2 separate regions of the Homo sapiens genome follow, and region 1 is linked to region 2. A link is an interaction called in ENCODE POLR2A ChIA-PET data of the cell type or tissue named here. Cell type or tissue: Panc1. All regions are shown on one strand. Each heading gives the region's core, and the rest is flanking DNA. Links, peaks and the distances in the headings are about the cores only.

Evidence for each region. ChIA-PET counts read pairs that join two places held together with the same protein. Peaks named below come from ENCODE experiments on the same cell type or tissue, not always from the same donor. Only the 100,000 strongest peaks of a DNase experiment are listed, where the experiment ranks them.
Region 1: POLR2A ChIA-PET joins it to region 2 with 6 read pairs; 7 of 35 experiments call an interaction of 5 or more read pairs at or near these places.

The regions. Positions count from the first base shown.
Region 1 is chr15:64,715,557-64,718,468 of GRCh38, reverse strand. LOC124903507 (a long non-coding RNA gene) reads right to left here. Exons shown (of 3, transcript XR_007064679.1): 3 at 1-403. Among named protein-coding and RNA genes, the nearest start is that of OAZ2, 14 kb to the right of the region's middle. RefSeq lists an enhancer at 1-402. In Panc1, for the core only: no CTCF peak of the experiment used is centred there; no DNase peak of the experiment used is centred there.
Region 2 is chr15:64,834,235-64,837,146 of GRCh38, reverse strand. LOC124903508 (a long non-coding RNA gene) reads left to right here. Exons shown (of 4, transcript XR_007064682.1): 4 at 1,011-1,214. Among named protein-coding and RNA genes, the nearest start is that of PLEKHO2, 6.2 kb to the left of the region's middle. In Panc1, for the core only: a CTCF peak has its summit at 1,192; a DNase peak (open chromatin) is centred at 1,266; H3K4me3 peaks cover 1,030 bases; H3K27ac peaks cover 1,484 bases.

The sequences.
Region 1 (2,912 bases), core at 287-2,786, 120 kb after region 2:
AGGCGGCTTCCCCAAGGTGGCTTCCTAGACCTTCTCTCCATCTCTGGAAGCTCGGCATGGCGGCCACTCTTCTGCCTTTCCGAGGTTGGCCTCTTCCCCGTTGTGCGGTAGCCAGCGTGTGACCTACTTCCTTCCGTCCTTCCTCACCCACACTCCCCACACTCCATTTGGATAGAGTTCCCAGTCTGAGGGGCTGAAGCCAGGCTTTGATGGGGATTTTGGCCAGCGGGAGCAGGTGGGAAGAAAGGGTGATATTTTCTGAAGTTTTTCTCCAGAGGTCAGGCAAGGCAAGTTGTGAGAACAGAGATGGGGTTGGCTCAAGGGCGCCAGGGCCCCGAGGTCTCATTCTTGCTTCTGGATGGGGCTGTCTCTGCCTTGGCAGACGAGTGGAAATGCTCACAGGCTAGAGGAACAGAAAAAAAAATCACTAGTCATGCCCAGCTTCCTGGAGCTGGGAAGTTGGTGGGAACCATTACTTTTGTTTTTCCTGTTGGTCTAAAATAATGTTTTGCCTGGGACCGGAACCCTACGCCCCAGGCAGGACTACCCCTCACTCACTTCCAGCTCTAGTGCTTTCAACTGCTTCACCTTCCGCCAGGCGCTTCCTGCCCTGTGAGCCAAGGGGCAGGGCTCCTCACAAGTCTTTTGCTGCCTCTAGAAGCCAGTTCCTCCCTCCGCCCCCAACCATGATCCTGACTCAAGGGTTGGTAGTGGGATCCAAGCTAGACCTTATGAGGTGGCTCAAGTGACCACTTGGAAAAGTCTTTATCGCGGAAAAGAACCCTAAGAGTCTACTCCCAACCTCAAATTTTAGCTGAGAAACAGAGGTACAAAGAGCACATGTGCCTTGCCAGGATCAGCAGCCAGGAAAAGGGGGAGAACCAGGACTCGCAGGTTTTCTGACTCTTTGGTGATGTCCTTAAGGAACACCGTGCAATGTTGAAAGGCAGCTTTGGGAGGGAGCAGAAGAAAAATGCCAGGCTCTTGACATCCTGATCTTGCTTGGGCCTCAGAGAACCTTTATTTTTAATTTCCTTTTTCAGGGCTTTGGGCTCTATTTTCACCTTGAAAAAGTGGCGTTGAATTGTCTTTGTTCTCAGCAGAGAGCTGACACCTGTTCTTCTCAGCGCCTCCTGCACTCGCGGGCTGAGCGGCCCACTTCTGCACTGATGCTGCTGTCTTCTCGTGCTTCTGCCTTGTTTCAGATATGTAAGTTACATCTCTCCAACTCTGCTGTAAGCTTTCATGCTTTAAATTTCTTCACTGAATTTTGCCATACACAAAAGTATTCACTGAGCACCTCATGTGGCCCAGGCTCTTCGCTTCTTACCCACCTGGAGCTTTCAGTCCAACACGAGTGTCACACAATGAACATGGAAGCAGCAGATGAATGCATTACAGATATGCCATGAGGGAATACACAGGGAACAGGGATGCTGCCAAGGGCTCTCTGAGGATGGGGAGCCAGCCCCGCCTCAGGAGGATCTGGGGAAGGGTGGTCCAGGTCAGGGAATAGTAAGAGGCTGGTCCTGTTTGAGGCCCTGAGAAGAAGCCAGGGTTGCTCCACCAAAGAGAGGAGCACAGGATGAGGCTGGAGGGGCAGGAGGGCTTAGATCCTCTAGGGCTTTTTTGTTTTGTTTTGTTTTTAGAGAGAGGGTCTCCCTCTGCTGCCCAGATGTCTCACTCTGCTACAGTACAGTGGTGCAGTCATACATAGCTCAGTTGCAGCCTCAAATTCCCGGGCTTATGTGATCCTCCCACCTCAGCCTCCTGGGAGTAGCTGGGACTACAGGAGTGTGCCACCATGCCTGGCTAATTATTAACTTTTTTTGTAGAGATAGGCTCTCCCTATGTTGCCCAGTCTGGTCTCAAACTCCTGGGCTCAAATGATCCTCCCACTTCAGCCTCCTGAATAGCTAGGACTACATGTATGCACCACAACACTTGGCCAGCTTTTTTTTTTTTTTTCCTGTCTTGAGACTGAGCCTCAGTCCGTTGCCCAGGCTGGAGTGCAGTGGCGCGATCGCAGCTCACTGCAACCTTCACCTCCTGGGTTCAAGAGAGTCTCCTGCCTCAGTCTCCCGAGTAGCTGGGACCACAGGTGTGCACCACCACGCCTGGCTAATGTTTGTATTTTTAGGAGAGGTGGAGGTCTCAAACTTCTGGCCTCAAGTGATCCGCCCACCTCAGCCTCCCAAAGTGCTGGGATTATAGGTGTGAGCCACTGCGGCTGGGCTAATTTTGTTTTTTGTAGAGACAAGTTCTCACTATGTTGCCCAGGCTAGTCTTGAACTCCTGGGCTCAAGTGATCCTCCTGCCTTGGCCTCCCAAAGTGTTAGGATTACAGAAGTAAGCTTCTGGGCTCAGCTCACATTTTTTAATACATTTTATTACATTTATATGTATGGTTTTTACCTACATGCCAACTTAGCACATCATATATATATATATATATATATACACACACACACACACACACACACACACACGTGTATATATATATATACGTGTATATATATACGTGTATATATATATACGTGTGTATATATATACGTGTATATATATACGTGTGTATATATATACGTGTACATATATACGTGTGTATATATATACGTGTGTATATATATACGTGTATATATATATATACGTGTGTATATATATACACATGTCTTGCTCTGTCACCGAGGCTGGAGTGCAGTGGTGTTGATCTCAGCTCACTGCAACCTCCATCTTCCAGGGTCAAGTGATTTTCCCACCTCAGCCTCTCAAGTAGCTGGGACTACAGGTACATGCCATCACGCCTGGCTAATTTTTGGTGGACTCAGGATTTCACCATGTTGGCCAGGCTAGTCTCAAACTCCTGGCCTCAAGTGATCCACCCGCCTTGGCCTCCCAAAGTGCTGAGATTACAG
Region 2 (2,912 bases), core at 271-2,770:
ATCTCTACTAAAAATACAAAATTAGCCAGGTGTGGTGGCGCATGATTGTAATCCCAGCTACTCGGGAGGCTGAGGCAGGAGAATTGCTTGAACCCAGGAGGAGGAGGTTGTGGTAAGCCAAGATTGCACCATTGCACTCCAGCCTGGGCAACAAGAGCAAAACTCCGTCTCAAAAAAAAAAAAAAAAAAAGAAAGAAAATAAAAAAGACAAGAAACATCGGGTTTCAATGGTGGGTTGGATGTGGCAGTTGAAGAAACAAATCAGGGATATGGCGTGGGTTTTTAAATTGAGCCCAAAATGGTGGTGCCATTTACTGAGATGATAAAGAAAGGAGGAAAACAGGCGTATATGGTACTGGGGAAGGAGATTAAAACCTCTGTTTTGGAGAAAGTGAATCTGACATGCCTATTGGCATCCATGTGGAAATCTCAGGAAGACAAATGGGGATATTGTTTGGTGTTCTGGGAAGAAGGGCAGGCTGGAGATAGAATATTGGGAATCATCATGTAGTTGATAATTGAGTCACCAAAGAAGGAAGGAAAGAGGGAGGGAGGGAGAGATGGAGGGAAGGAAGGAAGGAAAGAGGGAGGGAGGGAGGGAAGGAAGAGAGAGAGGATCAGTGAGAGGTCTAATGAGGAAGAGGTGTTAGCAAAGGAGGTTAACATGGAGCAGCCAGTAGACAGGAAGAAACGAGGGGAGTGTGAAGTCGTGGAAGTTAAGAGAGGATCAGCTGTATGAGAGGTTCAACAAAATGAGTGTCCGCTGCCCGGTGATGACAGTGCAAGGTGCCGTCCTGCTCTGGAAACTGGAAGACAGTAAAATAAATACCGTTTCCCGTTCAGCTCTTCTACAGACTGTCCTTGTAAGCTTCGGGCTGCGAAAGCGGGAGGGCAAAAAGCTTGGAGAGAAAGGGTCCTAAGGTGGAAGGGACGGGGCCTTTTGAGTAGTATCACATGAGATAATGCCAAAAATGCATTTTATAACCCCCTCTGTGCTAATGTCATTGTAGCTATTATTAATGAGCCAGGGACTGAACTGAGACCTCTCAATGACAGCGAGCAGATAAGACGTGTGGAAGGATATTCCGAGGAGGAAATTTCAAAATGAAGAAAACCCTTTCCTCTTGAGATCTTGCCTCCAAACCAGGCTTTGGGTTGGGCGAGATCCGAGAGCAGCGTTGCACCTCAATCCAGACTGACCTCACGGCGGCAGCAGGGAGCAGAGTGTCGGGCGGATGCCCAGAACCGCCCGAAGCCGAAGGGGAGGAAGTACAGCCCCAGGAGGTAGGGCTCCCTCTGGCCTCGCCTCCCTACGCCGCGGGCCAATCAGGATGCAGCTGGTAGGCCCACGGCGCGTGGAGCGGGGAGGAGCGAAGACCCGAGGACCTTTAATCCACCACCAGGCAGTGTCTAGTTACATGTTCGATACCTTTCCCTTCAGGGACTTTGTTGCTCAGACAAAATCCTGTGTGGGGAGTACAACCACTTTGAAGAAAGATCTCACAGTTTCATATGAAACTAAATATACAACTACTCTATGACCCAGAATTTCTCACCTAGGTATTTATTCAAAATAAATTAAAACATAAATCCAGGCCGGGCGCGGTGGCTCACGCCCGTAATCCTAGCACTTGGGGAGGCCGAGGTGGGTGGATCACTTGTAACGAGCTCGAGACCAGCCTGGGCGACATGGCGAAACCCCGTTTCTACTAAAAATACAAAAAAATAGCCGGGCGTGGTGGCAAGCGCCTGTAGTCCCAGCTACTCCGGAGGCTGAGGCACGAGAATGGCGTGAACCCGGGAGGCGAAGGTTGCAGTGGGCCGAGATCGCGCCACTGCACTCCAGCCTGGGCGACAGAGCAAGACTCCGTCTCAAATTAAAACATACATCCAGCCGGGCGCGGTGGCTCACGCCTGTAATTCCAACACTTTGGGAAGCAGAGGCGGGCGGATCACCCGAGGTAGGGAGTTCGAGGCCAGTCTGACCAAAACGGTGAAACCCCGTCTCTACTAAAAATACAAAAAATTAGCCGGGCGTGGTGGCACGTGCCTGTAGTCCCAGCTACTCGGGAGGCTGAGGCAGGTGAATCACTTGAACCTGGAAGGCAGAGGTTGCAGTGGGCCGAGATCACGCCACTGCACTCCAGCCTGGGCGAGAGAGCGAGACTCCGTCTCAAAAAAAAAAAAAAAAAAAAAAAAAGATGCTAGAACAAGCTAAACTAATCCATGGTTAAAAATAAAATCAGAACAGAGGTTGTCTAAGGACTGAGAGTGGGGATTGACTGAGAAGGGGCACAAAGGAAGTTTCTAGGTGATGATAATGTTCTTACAATTTCATGCAGTGGAGGAGACTGTCCCCTATCTGTGCTATCCAATGTAATAGCCACTAACCACATGTGGCAATTGAGCACTGGATTTGAGTTTCACTTAGTTTTAATTGATTTAAGTTTAAATTAAAATAGCCACATGTGGCTAGTGGCCACTGTATTGGACAGCACAGTTGTAAATCCTGATAGGGGTTTGGGCTACACAGGTATATTAATTTGCAAAGGTCTTCTAATGATACTCCTAAGACTTATGTGTTTCACTGTATGTGAAGTTTACATTAAACATGTAAACATGGTCCAGCATGGTGGCTCAAGCCTATAATCCTAGCACTTTGGGAGGCCAAGGTGGGCGGTTTGGTTAAGCTCATGAGTTTGAGACCAGCCTGGGCAGCATAGTGAGACCTTGTCTCTACAAAAAATACAAAAGTTAGCTGGGCATGGTGGTGTGTGCCTGTAATCCCAGCTACTTGGGAGGCTGAGGTGGGAGGTTGGCTTGAGCCCAGAAGGCAGAGGTTGCAGTGAGTGAAGATCTTGCCACTGCACTCCAGCCTGTGCAACAGAGCCAGACCCTCTCTCAAAAAAAAA